2 separate regions of the Homo sapiens genome follow, and region 2 is linked to region 1. Evidence: chromatin loops called from intact Hi-C (ENCODE). Cell type or tissue: A673. All regions are shown on one strand.

Region 1 (8,000 bases):
CTGGGTAGGTGAAAACATCGGTGTTTTAATATGCATTTTTTTTTTTAGCTGTGTGTGTGGCTTATATTATTCCCTGTGTTTATTGGTCATCAGTGTTGGTATTTGTTTGTTTTTCTTGATTTCCCTATTCATATTCTCACCTTCAATGGATCCTTTTCTCTGATCATCTGTGTCTTTCTTTGCCTTAGGAAAATGTCTTTTGGTTACTTCCTCAGTTGTTTCCTCCCCTCCTGGATCCAGACATCTGGGTCTAGATTTATTTTCATGTTATTTTATTTTATCCTATGTTTTCCATCTCTCAGTCTTTACACTCTGCCTTAAAGGAGATATTTTTCAACATTATCTCCCAGACATTCGGCTCTCTTTTCAAAAATTCTAGATTATTATTTTTGAAAATCAAAGTAGTACATGAGGATTGTTTTATGAGCAAAATATAGCTTATATAGTTTATAGTAAAAATCACACTGTCCCACAATTTCTTATTCCTGTTCCTCTCCCTAAACTTTTTTTTTTCTTTTTTTTTTTTTGAGTTGGAGTCTTGCTCTGTTGCCCAGGCCGGAAAGCAGTGGTGCTATCTTGGCTCACTACACCTCCGCCTCCTTAGTTCAAGCGATTCTCCTGCCTTAGCCTCCCAAGTAGCTGGGACCACATGCGTGTGCCACCACACCTGGCTAATTTTTGTATTTTTAGTAGAGACGGGGTTTTACCATGTTGGCCAGGCTAGTCTCAAACTCCTGACCCCAGGTGATCCACCTGTCTCAGTCTCCCAAAGTGCTGGGATTACAGGCGTGAGCCACTGTGCCCAGCCTCCCTAAACTTTTAAACTGTTATTTTCCTGGTACTTACTGCCGTACTTCTCAACTCTAGATGTTATCTTTTGATTTCCTATCATTGGAAGACAAAGATTCAGTGATAACACCACCACCATGTCCCTACTATCATTTTCTGCATCCTGCTATGATAGTTATGTCCCAACTTTTTGTTAAATTGTTACTATTTTTTGGATAAACATGTGAGCTCAATTCATGGTTGAGTCCAAAAGTCCATTATGATTATGTCTCCCTTTATTTTTTCCTGGAGTTAATAGTTGTTTGTTTATTTATTGATTTGTCGCTTAGTTTTTATGTACCTTCTAAACCCTCCTAATGGAAGTGAAAAACACTTTTGAATTTGGAAGAGCCCTTGTCCGTGAACTGGCTCCTTCCTTTGTTTCTCTCCTTCTTGAGGTACAAGGACAGAGCCAAGAAAGACTGATTAGAGTGTTAGGCAGACAAGAGAGTCAGGAAAAGGGTGGAATGTTTCCAGGTGCCTGACAAGGAAAAGGGAAAACAGATCCACAGGGATCTAGGGAGCTGGAGCTTTTGAAATCAGTTGTTTGACCTCAGAATGTCTCTACAGAAACAGCGTTTTCCATGGTGGGTGGTTCCCAGCTCGTCTCCTACTCCAACTCACTCCCAAGCTGAACAGCTGTACAGGACCTTTCCAGAAAAGTTGTAAGACTGGGCCGGGTGCGGAGGATCATGCCTGTAATCCCAGCACTTTGGGAAGCCAAGGCGGGCAGATTGCCTGAGATCAGGAGTTCGAGACCAGCCTGGCCAATGTGGTGAAACCCCATCTTTACTAAAAATACAAAAATTAACTGGGCGTAGTGGCATGCACCTGTAGTGCCAGCTACTCGGAAGGCTGAGGCAGGAGACTCTCTTGAACCCGGGAGGTGAATGTTGCAATGAGCGGAGATCACGCCACTGCACTCCAGCCTGGGTGACAGAATAAGACTCAAAAAAAGACTGTAGCAGTGTTGTTTTCCAAGTTTGCAAGAAAGTAGAAACATTGAAGCAGCAACAATTTTGCATTTACCTTGAATGGCAGTGCTGGAGGCAGAGGGAGTATTAATGTTTTGTGCTTGGTGGAGATAGCAGTGGGCCAAAGACAAGCCCTGCATCCCCCTAGAGGTGAATATGGGTGAGATGGACAGAAGAGAAAAAGAATCCAAGGGGGAAAGGAGATTATGAGAAAGGAGAAGCCTCAACTGGGCAGAAGCCCTTCCCTGACCTTAGTACCCAGCCTTCTCCACCCCTGATTTTGCTAACCCTGCCCAGCACATAGTAGGTGTTTAATAAGTAATATAAGTAATAGGCTCTGTGAGGTCAGGGCACTTCTCAAGGGTGTGAGGATGAATATCCACAAGTCAGAAGTCTGTAATTTAGGGGTGGTTGGGAAGCACAGCAACAAATGTTTCACGTATTTTGATCTTTCAATTCACCTGTGCAGATGCGTAAATTCTTCTGGATTGCGGAAGAACTGATTGTTCCCTAAGGGCCCTGTTTGGGGTTGGCAGATCTTGCGTACCTCTTCTGGGCCACCAGACCCTCTCTTTCTTCATCACCAAACCCAGGAAGGGCTCATATCCCGTTCTGCAGGTGTGGGTAGGAGAAAGCTGGGGGAACACCCAGGGGTTACTAGCTTTTAACAAAACCACATTTTAGTTGGCTGGAATCCTAGTCATGAGCAGGGATGATTACAGAGGGCTCACCTCACACCTTGTCCTGGCTTCAAATGGACTGAGTGGGCCCAAGCATGTTCCAGAGAGCTTAGTGGTGATGCAACTCCCGCAGGCCACCAGAGCACAGAAATCCTTACTCTGCCTGGGCCTGGCTTTGTGTGTTTTCAGTTGTTCTGTCCTGGTGGCTTTGGGGAATACAATTCTTAGTCCTCAGAACACCAGCCTACACTAACTCTGCTGTTTAACACTTGCCTCTGTTTGAATGTTTTGTGATAGTTGTTTGCTAAAGTTTGTTAACCTTGCCTTGCACATATTAGGTGATCAATAAGTAATTGTATGAATTAATAAACTCTGATCCTTTCTCAGGGTCTAGCTCTGCAATATGCCTGGAGAATAAGTGACACTGCTTCCCTGCTGTCACCACTCCTTCCCTCTGCGATGTATGCTGAGCACCTTCCAGAGCGCTCTGCATTTCCATGGGGAGGGTGCTTGTGCACACACACACAGGCTCGTACTCACTACACCTGTCCAGGACGTGTTCACTGCTCCTCCGTGTGTGTTAGCTCAGGAACAGGAGAGTTCCTGTCCACAACCTCTCACTATCTCTCCAGGTCTGTGTCTAGAAAGATGTTTCAGTTGCCTTTCAGTGTCTGCAGGCATCAACATCAAGCGTCATGACCAACATCATAGCAGAGGTCCTGCCTATGTGCTCGCCACTGTTTACTGCTTTTCATTTATCCTTTCATTTGCTTCTAGCAACAACCCTAAAAAGTAGGTCTGATTATCCGATTTTAATGCTGAAGATACTGCGACTCAGAGAAGCTAATTTGCCCAAGATCACACAGATGAGCCCAGATACCACCCCAGGTCTTTGCAACACATCGCTGTATAAATAATTACGCCATTATACTAGAGCATCAAAGCGAGTTCAGCAAATAGTAAAGGAAGGAGCCGGGGTTCTGAGGCACTACATGTTAGGGCCACCAGGGGACGCTGTTTCTCTATACTTGGACCAGGAACGCAGCCACTCCCCTGCAGACCTCAGGAATGCAGCCTGAGTGTGGCCTTGGGAACACAAGGGAGTCCCACAAATTCACACCCAGTAGGGCCCACCCCACCTTGCTTCAGCACAGTCTTCAGCCCACCCTCACCCCCACAACTTGGCAGGGGAGCATGGGGAGGCTGGCGGTTGCAGATACCAAAGTAGAAGTCTGAATTGGAACATGTGATTCTTCTGCTCTGTCAGAAATTCTTCCAGTTGTGGGGCCTGGCCGCCTGATTTTCAGGGAAATGGCTAACTGCTGGGGCGCTTCTGATAGCAGAAAGCTTTTCAGAGATGGGCTCCTGGGGTGAGAGGATCCTGGTTAGGTCAGTGGCCTCCAAATTGGGATATGTAAGATGATCTGTTGGGGGTGCAGGAAGAAAATAACAGAACCTTTATGTGAGTATTTATAATTTTAATCTAAAAATAAGAGCTGATGCGGTGGCATGGGTCTGTAGTCCCAGCTACTTGGGAAGCTGAGATGGGAGGATCGCTTGAGCCCAGGGGTTTGAGGCCAGCCTGGGCAACATAGCGACACCCTGTCTGTAAAATAAGTAAATAAATAAATGACAATGTGACTTCATTTTTTTTTTTTTTTTTTTGAGACAGTCTTACTCTGTCGCCCAGGCTGGAGTGCAGTGGTGCAATCTTGGCTCACTGCAGCCCCCACCTCCCTGGCTCAAGAGATCCTCCCACCTCAGCTTCCCAAGTAGTTGGGACTACAGGCGCCCGCCACCACGCCCAGCTAATTTTAATGTTTTATATTCAGATTGGTGCTGGCTCTGTCACTGGTTTGTATTTCAAATAGTACTGAGTCGGCAAAGTGTGTGTGGTGAACTGAGAGAAGAATGGGGGTGCCCTGACAGGAACAAGCCTCAGCACAGTTGGCTTGCTCCTGCTGGATAGGATTTCTGCTGGATATACCAAACCTAACTAGATAACACATAACTGAACCACAGTCATCCTCACGGAATTGACAAGTAACTTCTAAGGATTCCTATGAAGAGTCCAAGGTTTGATGGTAAAGCGATCAGTATCTGCATGTTCGAACCAGACGAAGATGCCTGAGCTGCCACTTCCACTTTTTGTGGGGACTCTTAGCTGCATTATGACATAAAAATGACATTCTAAACAGACCTTTTAGGGCACTCATCTCCCAAATTTAAACCTGTCAAAATTATTTGAAATTATATCTATTATCACTTACAATGAACCTTGCTGTAATAATAAAAAATCGCTGTGCCTTGATACAGTAATAGCCAGTGACAGCAGCACAGGTACATGGTATGTCAGGGGTGCAGGCCAAACCCTATTTGGGGGTGGAGGCACAGATCAAAAGACCACTGGAGTATGCCGCAGCCAACAGTTCAGCGTTCCTGTCTTTACCATTCTTAGTTTGTTTTGGGCCAAGGGCCTGAGCTGTTAGGTTTGTGAAGACTTGCTGACATTGCTTAAGGGCTAGGCATTGGAACTATGACCCTTGGGGACTTTGGTTTCAATTCCAGTTGAGGCATTTCAAGTCAGGTGGTTTTTGTTTGTTTTTGGTCTACTTTACAAGTGTCCAATTCCTGTAACAGAAAGGAGGGGAGGAAGAGAAAAGGGAGGAGGAAGGGGGTGGGAGCCTTCCACTGCGTGGTGCTCTGTGGCACTCCCTGGAGTGTCGACTTTGTGGGCATTTCCCCATCTTGCACAATGGAGGGGCCTCCCTCTAGATCCCGTTCCTTAAGTTCTTCCTTTCAGGGGCAGATTTAAAAATCTCGTGGGATTTGTCTGAATCTTGACAGAAAGATGGTTCTTATTTATTTTCTTATTCTGAGACAGGGTCTTACTCTGTGAGTGCAGTGGTACAATCACGGCTCATTGCAGCCTTGACCTCCCTGGCTCAGCGATCCACCTCAGCCTTCCAAGTAGCTGGGACCACAGGCATGTGTCACCACGCATGGCTAATTTTTTCTTTCTTTTGTAGAGATGGGGTCTCATTATGTTGCCAAGGCTGTTCTCAAACTCCTGGGCTAAAGCGATCTGCCTGCCTCAGCCTCCCAAAGTGCTGGGATTCCAGATTCGAGATAGTGAAATGAACTTTCTAAGAGGACTTCCTGAGAGCAAATGTAAGGTTGTCTGTATAAGTTCCTGTCAAAGCATCAGGATTCCTTAGGACGATTTTTTAAGCATGTAGAGTCCTGGGCCTCACTTATGGCCTCCCGGCTCAGACTATCAGCTGGCCCAGGAAAAAGAATTTTCACCAAACCCCTCTGCCCATGCCCCACAAACTAGGGATTTTGAGAAACGTTATTCTGTATAATGACATTTTTGAAAACTCTAGTCTTTCAAAGAGTTTATTATTTGAATTAATTTCTCTTAATATGGGATAGGGAAGGCCTGGGGGTCGTTTATTCATTTTAAGCACAAGGATGAAGTGAGACTCCGAAGAGGTCAGCCATTCACCTAAGTGTGCGGGAAAGGTCATGGGAGATGGGGGCTGGTCCTCCCTTGGGGCCAAGCCCTCCCTGCCCAGTTCTGCTGCACACACTGGACACACCTGAGTGTGGGGAGTGCTATGACACTTCACACATCAGTGAGGAGGGCCCTGACTTTAAGCAACTCCAAGAGAAGGGGCTGAATTTCTGAGGCCAATTCATCATCGAAACCAGACCCCTACCTGGGCCCAGTGGGAAATTATAATCCCACTCATCTTCAGAAAGGGACCTTGGAATGGAAGCCTTAAATGCTATTCAGTCCAACCACATGACTGGCAAAATCCGTGGAGGTTCTTTAGCAAAACATCAGCACAATGGCATGTTGGCTGCAGAATACTAAAAAGGACTCTAGGCTGGGCATAGTAGCTCATGCCTGTAGTCCCAGTTACTCAGAGGCTGAAGCAGGAGGATGGCTTGAGCCCGGTGTATGAGGCTGCAGTGAGCCAGGATAGCACCACTGTACTCTAGCTGGGTGATAGAGGAAGACTGTCACCAAAAAAAAAAAAAAAAAAAAAAGGACTCTAGAGGCCAGAAAGTTTCTTCTCCTGGCAGAGCCTCCTCCCTGCCCCTACTTCCCCTGGAGAGCAGCTCCTTCCAGAAGGCCCACCCAGAGGTGGGTTCAGTACCCCTCGTGGTCCTCAAATTGCACACTGGGGCTGCTTTTGCCTTGTCATTTATCACTCTGCACTGAAATGGCCAGGAGTCTGCTTCCCGCAGGGGACCGTGAGTCTCTTGGAGGTAGGGGCTGGGTTCAGTAAGTGTCTGTAAAATGAATAGGGTCCTCACTGGGGCTTCTCTTGTGTCTGACTTAGTCATCATCACCTCGAGCACCCTCACATTCCACTGAGGCAGAGCCTTGGCACTGCCATTTGATGAACTGCCAGGGTGGTGTAAAATGTCTAGAATGTCCATCTTCTGTGTCATGGGGAAGAGACAGACCTTGAGCGAGGGCTACAACCTCAAATCAGGGCTGCATGGCCACTTGCCACCTGGGCACTCTGGGCCTACCTCCAGATATTGCAGGCCACACCCCTGCCAGGTAGGAAAGGAGCCATTTTATTTTCCTGCTCTCAGAGGTTACGAAACCAACCAAGCAAGGCAAGTCGGCCATCAGGCTCAGCCTCCCATGAAGCGCTCCTGACTTCCCACCCTTCCTCCAGGCCAGGAGTCTGCCAATCACAATCTGGGTTCTGTTTTCCCGCCTTTCCTGGCAGCACAAACCACGGCTCCGGATGGTGAGCAATGCAAGTTCCAGGCATGCCTTGCTGCATTACTGGGTTCCCAGGTGTCACTTCATCCAGAGGGTGAGTCCTTCACAGGTCTGTGGGCTGATAAACATGCAAATTTCCCCACGCAAATGATGTTAGGCCGTGGCACCTTTCCCACTGAGAAAGCGCCCTGTCAACAAGCTGGGAAAATGGGTGAAAGCCCATGCTTTGCCCGCCCTGGGTAGCACACACTGGCCAAGAATCTGGGCAAGGCCCCCTGCAGGGGCAAGCGCACATCGCACACTCCCGCCTCGAGTCCCTGCGGGAAGGCAGGGACTTCCGCAGGCCTGTGGTCTGGCTTTAGGGAAAAGTCCATTTGCTCACTTGATTCCGTGGTGTTTCCACGTGAGCGCAGCTGTGTGTGTCAGCTGATGTGTGTGATCTGAGTGGTTTCTATACCGTCGTGGAAACCCCCAGCCCAGTGGTTATGGACTTTCTTGGGGCCTCAACTCTCCCCAAGAGCGTGATCCTCACTACGGGGGAGCGGCGCTTTATCCGGCGGGGCGGGTGGACACTCCTACAGACCCACTTTGACCCATTTTCTCACAGTTTCCAACCCAGAGCCGCAGGGACAGGGGCGGACTGCGTTTCCTTCCCTGAGCCCTCCGCAGAGCCTCTGGGCAAGGCGGGCAGGGCCCAGGCTGCAGCGGGGCCTCCGGCCCGAGGCGCCTGCGTGGGAGCCGACCCTAGGCGCCGGGAGCCCCGGCGGG
Region 2 (8,000 bases), 380 kb before region 1:
TGCGCTGGCTCATCCTGGCTGCCAGGAGCCTGTGGGTGCCTGGGATGCTCCTGCTGCTTGCTGGTCCTGCCCTCGGCTCTGACGTCTCCTACTCTAGTATCCCAGTGGCCATAATGACAAGTAGGCCTCCCTCCTAAGGACCTTTGCCAGCCAGGTTCCCTCTTCCAAGTACACATGTAGCCCCAGTGGCCTTTTACACCCTGAAATCTGGTTGCATCTTGCCTCTGTTAAAATTCTGTCAGCGACGCCCCATCATCCACCAGCAGCACCCTGTTAGTTACTAAAGGAGATGTACATGATACACTCTCTCCCTCTAGAATCCACCACTCACCACGCTCTGCCTGAGGCACCTTGCAACTGGGGGCGCTACTTACACCCTGCCCTCCAGGCAAACATGGTCCAGTTTTCTCATCTCTGAGTCTTCACTCCTGCAGTCCCCTCCGCCCAGAACACCTTCTCTAAGGCCCCTGTCAACAAACTTACCCTATCCTTCCAGGCACAGTTAGAGCTCATCTCTGCTCCAGATCTCCAATCCCTAGGGAACGGGCCTCTTTCACCTTTGTTAATCCACCACATACACCGGCTTCCCCCTGCATTTCCATGCAGGCATCTGTCTGTCTGTTTGCACTTCTCCTTCATGGCACTATTGCACCTGTAATTGATCAGCCAATTGCAGCCACAGTTTGGATGCTTTCTTGGTTGTCTGTCTGCCTTCTGTTTGTCTTGTTCACCTCTATAGGCCTGGTGCCCGGCTTGCCCGGGTACCTGAGTCTGTGACGGGATGGGTACCTGCCCCTTTCCCGGGGTGGACAGTGCCTGGAATGCTGACAACAGTTTCTTTCCGACATGCAAGCCTATCTCGGGGCCAGGCCCCAGGAGGTGCTGTGGTGAAGGTTTTGGGAATTGGAAGGAGGAAGCAGAGGCTACCTAGCCCCCTGCAGTGGCTGAATAATGGTTCCCAGATGGTGCCAGTGACGCAGTGGGGAGGCTGACAGCTTCTGGGTGCGAATGGCCCCACAATGCGGCCGGGGACCACCCTGCTCACGGCCGGTCAGAGAGCCTGAGGAAGCCGTGTGTTCCCGCGGGCCCTCTCGGTGCCTCGTGGCACCTTACTCTCTACTCCTCTTGTTCTCTAACGTGTTTAATACACTTTCGTGCAGAAAACATAAATAGACTAAACGGTGCTTTATCGCGGGCAGTCAGAGAGGAAGTTTTCTCGAGGCTGTGTCCCGTGAGCAGGCGCCGGTGGGCTCAGCCGCCGGGCCCTCCGAGTAGGGGAAGGCGTGCGTGCGTGCGTGCGGTGGGCGCGGGGAGCCCCGCAGGCCCGAGGGCGCCCCGGCGGGGAAGCGGGCTATCGGAGGCGCGCTGAGCCGGGTGGTGGAGTCCCGCCCGGCTGGCTGTGGGGCCGCGGGGGCGTCCCGTGGGCGGGCTGGGCGTGGCGCCTCCGCGGGTGGCTTCCCCGGGCCGCGGCGGAGGGGCGGCGCCCCCTGGTGGCGGAATGCGACTCCAGGGCGCAAGGGGCCGCCCACCCCGCCTCGCCCACCCGGCGGGGGCCTCCGCGCCTTTTCTGAGAAAGCCAGAGGAAAGGAGCCGAGACCGCAGTCCCCTGGGCCCGTTTCCTCGTCTGTGGAATGGCATGATTATTGCATCTCACAGGGCTGTCGTGAAGATTCAAGGAGCAAATGTATGTAAAGCGCTTCGGATGTCTGGTACATTCTGAGCCTTCAACCCACCTGAGCTGTTGAAACTCTGGGATTCAAGCGATTCGGGTCAAAGAGGAACGGTGTGACACCTGCCTCTGTCCTTTCCAAGGTGGACTCAGGGATTGCATACGTCTCATCCAGAACCCCCAGTCTCTCTTTTGTAAGCTGGCGGTCATGAGATGTAATGAGGAAAAGGTTTAAACAAATGTTGGTCCCTATCTGGGACCTCTGAAGTCACTTTTAATGGATTTGGGGATTTTACAGATTTAAAAAGGGGTGCCTACTGTGGCCCATTTATAGACCTGTGGAGCGAAGAGAAGGAGATTAGTCACACTGGGGGCCGGAGTAGAAGCCGTTTTAAATTAGTTGCCCCGCTCTGCCTTGAGACTGAGACTTTCTGACTCTCAGTTTCACCCTTGGGTTCCAGCACCCAGATGAGAAGAGAGAGAAGGTGGAAGAGGAAGAGAGGGAGGGGATAGAGCAGCGGCCACCACCTCTCCCTGAGAGGGCGCAGAGTGGGTGGTTCCCCCCAGGTGAGCAAGGTGGGGGCCCCGTGGGTGTGCTGGGTAGGGGTGGAGTGTGCTGGGAGCACGCGGGAGGACTGCGCCTCTGCTCCTCGGGGTGTGGCGCGGCCCACTCAGGAGCCCCTTCCAGTGTAGACTCCAGGAGGGTACTCTGAGCTAGGAATGCCTTCCTGAGCGTGGTTGGTGGGGGCTCTAAGGCCATTCCTCCAGGCCCTGAGGGGGCAGAGAGACACGTGAGCACTAACCCAGGAGCCGGGACTAGGCTGAGCCCACTACTCACAGCCTGGGGTAAGCCAGCCTCAAGACCCTCCAGGATGGTCTCAGCCTGCATCCGACTGCCTCTCCTGCCTGACCACTGCGCTCCTTCACAGGCCTCTGGCCGGCGAGTTCTCAAGATGTGCAAAGGTTTCCTGCTTCCTTACCTTTGCACACCTTTGCTTATTCCTTTTGCCCAGAAAGTCTTTCCCAGCACATTTGACTCTCTTGAATTCCAGTCTCTCCCGCATGGCTAGGATCAAGCCCGTTCTCCCATCGCTCATCAAATGAACTCAGAGCATAGTACTTTGCCCTGTGTTAAGGTCTTGTCTTAGCTCTGGATTATATGTCCTTGAAGGGTAGGGACCATGTGTTTGTCACCACCTGTCCTTATACACATCAGGTAGTACATAAATCAAGGGAGGCGTGAGGGACAACTGGAAGGAGCCTCGTTTTCTCCATGTACAGGATGGGACTAGTCATAGTGGCCGCACAGGGCTGTGGGAACTCTGGTGCGATTCTGCCATGAGTCACCCCATCTCCTCCTTGCCTGCAGGGTCTCGCTCCATCAGCTGTCCTCTTGGACCCCGCAGCCTCCCCATCCTGTGGCCTTTTGCCCCAGCAAATCTCTCCTCTCTGAAGCCATCCTTTCCTTGACCCTGCATCTCTCTCAGCCACCACCCCATCTCTGCCTCCTCTGAGCAAAATCGTCTTTCCCACCTCCCCAGCCCTCTGCAGACTGCCTCGGCCTTGCCTGGGCATCATCCCCTCAGCTTCAGGGACCCACAATTGGTGCTTCCTCCATTGGGAAATCTTTCCAGACTGTGCTTCCCAACCCCGACAGCCCCGCAAAGCTGGTTTAAGTGTCCCGGTGAGCAACTGTGTCCACCTAGGTTCACTACCCACAGTAGAGGGTTTTAGTGCTCAACCATATCTGCTCTTTTCTTCTCCTGAGCACACAGAATATTCTGTTCCGCTCTTGCGGCAGCTAGGCTGGGAGCAGAGTGAAGAGCGTTACTTTGGGACAAAGCATTGCTTAGCAGTGCGGGATCTTCCAGGACTTTCTTCCCCTGCCCCATCCATCATGGCAGCTTATAATGAAATGGAGGTACCTCAGGTTCCAAACAGTCTGAGTTACTGAGACACTGGTTGGGGGGGCTCTCAGGCCAATCCTCCAGGCCCTGAGCAGGCAGAGGGGCACTACTGAGCCACTGACCTGAGAGTCACCCAGATCACCACAGGTTCTGTGAGCGAGATACCATCTTTTGTTGTGTCAAGTGACTAAGATTCGAGAGGTTTGTTACCACAGCATAGCCAAGCCTTTCCCCACTGATTTACTGATTAAAGAAGTGTTTTAAATGGGTTAATGGCTTGGTAAACTGTAAAGATCTGTGCACATTTTAGTTATTATTATTGCTGTCAAGTTGTAGCAGGGCTGGAGACATGATGTGGCTGGAGAGTGGAGGAATGGCCAGGGTATGCCATGGAGAAAAACTTCCTCTCATTTATGATTTGCCAAGGGCTTTTCCAGGATCTGTTTCCATATTTAATCTCTGATGAAAGGTTATAATGAATCTGGTGTCTGGTGCTACTGGCAGGAGATGGACCTTTCTTCCAGGTATTTACTTCCTGTGGTTGCGAAAGATAGGATGTATTTCTTCTGGATTTGCTGCAATATAATATTTTAGTATCAATTTGATACTGACTGGCTTCAGCCTCCAGCTTAACTGTATCTCTCCATCTTTGAGAGTGGTTGAATAAAATCACAATATGGCTTTGTTTCTTGAGCAAGAATCTGCTAAGCAGTCACCAGATGGAGCTGTTCCCTTGAAGGTCTGTGTGCAGGATTCTCAGGGCCTTTTCTTCTCAAAACCCTTCCCTCTTTGTCTCTTTTCTCCACAACTCTCTTTAACTCATGGTGCTATAGGGATAAATTGGCCCTGTTTAATGAATAGTTGTGATGTTGTTGCTAGTTGAATAGAAGGTAAGTAAATGAACTGTTACCTGGTTCTTTTGCCTTTGTTACCCACCTTAATGGCCCTCAAGAGATTCCCCCACTTCCCTCCCATGGGCCAGTGAACATCAGTGGGAAAAGAGGGGCCTCCCCACCATTTTAGTCCATGCTGACTCTTCAGAATGACTCAGCTGGGGCAATTGGGCTGGACCAGAGAGAAGTGGACAGCCTGGTTTGAGTCTAGACCTGGCCAGCTATTATCTATGTGAAATTGGCCACAATGGTTGCTTCCTCGGGATCAGATTCCTCACCTTTACATGGGGCATCCATCATGGAGGATCACCCCAAAGGGCTTTGGGCCAAAGGATAATTGATAGAGATACGGTATTTAGTTATCACTGTATTTGCGCTTTTTCCAAGAAGGGTAAAAGAAGGATTGAATAAAAAAGGTTCCTGCACACTCTTCCTTTTCCGGCTTTTTTGTTCAGCCCTTGAGGAGCGGGATTCTGTAGGGAGAGGGAGTGGTGCAGAGGAGTGGGCTTCCTAGGACTGGGGCCGGGAGAGGGCATAGCCGCGAGTGTGCACAGGGAGGTGGGCCTAACCCTGGGGTCTCGGCTTTGTAGGGTTTCCAGGCTCAGGTGAGAAGCAGGGCCATTAAACAGCCTCAAATGGGAAAGGGACCAAAGACCCACAATGGCACCCTTGAATGCGTAGGCATCCAAGGACCTTCAGATGGCTCTAGGAGCCAGACCCAAGCATGGTTGATATTGAATTTCCAGCCAGACAGTAGGATGGGGGGTTTGAAATCAATAACTGATTTAAAGAAATAAGTGATTTTTTTCTTTTTGCACATCCAAGCTTGTGAAGTGAGAATGTCTCTCTCAGTACTGATAAGGGCCTCATATAAATGTGAGCTCTTGGATTGTTTTTCATGCCCATTGACTCTTAGTTGCAGCCATCCAAAAAATCAGATTCACAGGCATCTCTTCACCTTGTTATCCTTCACTCACCTTTGAACATACCAAAGGCCTATCGAGCCTGTAAATTTCTCAGTGGCCTAAGCACAAATGGGCATACCCCAGGCTCTATTGCACTGACAGCCCACCTCACAGGATTTGGGAACTACCCACATCAATCTCATGAGGGGGCCGTTAAAAGAGCCATTCCTGGGTCCCCATTAGACCCACAGAAGTAGACGCTGGGGCTGGGTGGAGGGTGTTGGGAATTTGCATCCTCTGTGAGTGTCACACACTCAAGAAAGTTTGTTAAGCTTTGCTCTAGAAGTGAAATGAAAGTGACACTATTATATTCCCTGCTGACAGCTGAAAAGAAAGATTTTCTTGGGAGTAGTAGTACTGGTTGTGACCATGTGATCAATTTGATTATGATATTAATTCTGTTTTGTGCCATGGACATAGCTGTTTGCGTCCAGCTCCGCTTCTGGATATAAACCCAAGAGCAGTGATGCGGCCTTCTCAGAGCCCAGCAGAACTTCACTGAAGGAATAAGCAGTGTCTGGTACTTGCCTGATACCAGGCTAATGGGTTGACAGTTGCATTACCTCTAATCTCCATGGCCATGGGCCCCTGGGGTCTATGTCATGAGCACTTCCTCTGTTTACAAGATGCAGGTGCCGGCAGGGCGCAGTGGCTCATGCCTGTAATCCCAACACTTTGGGAGGCTGAGGCGGGAGGATCACTTGAGGTCAGGAGTTTGAGACCAGCCTGGCCAACATGGTGAAACCCTGTCTCTACTAAAAGTACAAAAATTAGCCAGGTGTGGTGGCGCAGGCCTGTAATCCCAGTTACTCTGGAGGCTGAGGCAGGAGAATCGCTTGAACCAAGGAGGCAGAGGTTGCAGTGAGCCAAGATTGTGCCACTGCACTCCAGCCTGGGTGACAGAGCAAGACTCCATCTCAAAAATAAAATACAAATAAAAATAAAATAAAATTAAAAAGTGCAGGTGCTGTCTGTTCTCTGACAGATGTATATGACAACATAAATTCATGACCAAGTTACCTCAATAGCAAAATTAGAATATTTTAATAGTAATATAATAGAATAAAGGTTTGGGAGTGCAACCAATCTTCTAGAACCTGAAGGTTGGCATTCATTGTTCATAAACTCAGCTGAAGGCAGTGCCTTCCAAATGTGGTTAAATTGCCATGGGAAAGACCAGGGTTAGTTGCAGGGCATCATTTTCCAAGCAGAACCATTTCAAATGCTAAAACTGGCCCCTGAGGTTACATTGAGCCTCCCTTCCTGAGTGAGATGTTTGGAAATGAGGTGGCTTTGGAAATAAGCTTGTCTGTAACAGTGGTTTCCACAAAGACTTCAGTCTCATGGCATTGGACTTTGTTTGGACATTGACATAAATATTTTGGCATATCACCATATGAGGCTTTTCCAGAGGTGGCTTCCAGTATGCTTCTGGAGGGGGTCTTCCAAGAAGGGTGGCACTTAAGGGTCATGAATGGCCATGACCCATGCCCAGCTGTTCCAGAGGACATGGGGAGACAGAGCTGTCTGGCAAAGGGCCAGGTGCAGAGTCAGTCTGGGGGCCATGGATGGCATGGATAGTCAGGTCAGGATCCTTCATGCCAATCTGTGGCTTCTTGCTGTCCCCACCTCTCCTCCTGCTCTCACCAACTCCCACACCCCCAGTCCCACACTGCCCACCGAGCACACCCTGGGAGAAGGCCCTAATGTAAATGGAGGGAGGTGAGGTAAGAGCTGAGGGAAGCTCCATGGAGAACCCTGATTAGCATTGCTTTGCACAAAGTCGGTCTCCAATAAATATATTTGTTGATGAATGACCTCCTTCGTTGGCTTCTGTCTCTCAACATCTATCACGTAGCAGCTGTGTCTCTCAACCCAGGCACCCACCTCTCTGGAGGCAGTGAGAAGAGGCTGAGAAAATGGGAATGGTATGAGCATGTCTGAAACCAGGAAAGCCAACCTGACTGGCTGTTTTGTGGGCCGCAGCTTGCCATCCAGCTTGGTGACAGTGGACATCCACTCTGCTTCATCACTTGCTTTGCTGACATCTCTTCTGCCTCTCTACTCCTCGGAATACGGGCTGAAGTCCAGACAGGGAAGTGCATGTGAAGCCACCTCATCTGCTGCCAGGGAGATGTGGGAGGTTCTTCCCATTACTCTGAGATGAGGGGGTCTCGTCCCCACATTGAAGGGGTGGGAGGTTGGGCATCAGGACCTTTTCATAGGCCTTCCTTGGGTCTTCACTGTGTTGTAGCTTCCTCAGTTTGAAACGTACCCCAGAAAGACAGGGATAACATGTGAGGATCTAAGGACAGAAAGTCCAGGGTTCATATGGACAGCACTTAGATGACCCATCCTTGGGGTTTCTCAGTCCCTGCTCTGGTGCCTGCATGCAGGTAATGGGCAGAGACTGTACTTCCCAACATGGCAGCATCCAGAATGGCCTCTAGGTACAGGAAGTGAGGGTCTGAGGGGGAGGGAGCCAGCCCCTCCCGTAGTCTGTGCTGATGCCAAACCCAGGTGTGAAGGGGGTTACAGCCAGTCTCCCCAGTCTCCCAGTGGCTCT

What was found. Peaks named below come from ENCODE experiments on the same cell type or tissue, not always from the same donor. Only the 100,000 strongest peaks of a DNase experiment are listed, where the experiment ranks them.
Region 2: it touches region 1 in a loop (4-fold over the local background); 17 of 110 quality-filtered maps call a loop at or near these places.

Annotation. Positions count from the first base shown.
Region 1 is chr3:134,305,069-134,313,068 of GRCh38, forward strand. No RefSeq gene overlaps it. Among named protein-coding and RNA genes, the nearest start is that of LINC02004, 4.5 kb to the right of the region's middle. RefSeq lists a silencer at 3,399-3,693. In A673, a CTCF peak has its summit at 3,480 (motif pointing right); a DNase peak (open chromatin) is centred at 3,523; H3K27ac peaks cover 376 bases.
Region 2 is chr3:133,926,246-133,934,245 of GRCh38, forward strand. SLCO2A1 (solute carrier organic anion transporter family member 2A1) reads right to left here. Exons shown (of 14, transcript NM_005630.3): 14 at 6,456-8,000. It overlaps C3orf36 (chromosome 3 putative open reading frame 36), which reads right to left and starts at 3,567. Exons shown (of 1, transcript NR_161373.1): 1 at 1,900-3,567. RefSeq lists a silencer at 1,196-1,725. In A673, CTCF peaks have their summits at 896, 1,542 and 4,280 (motif pointing right); DNase peaks (open chromatin) are centred at 1,416 and 4,316; H3K4me3 peaks cover 827 bases.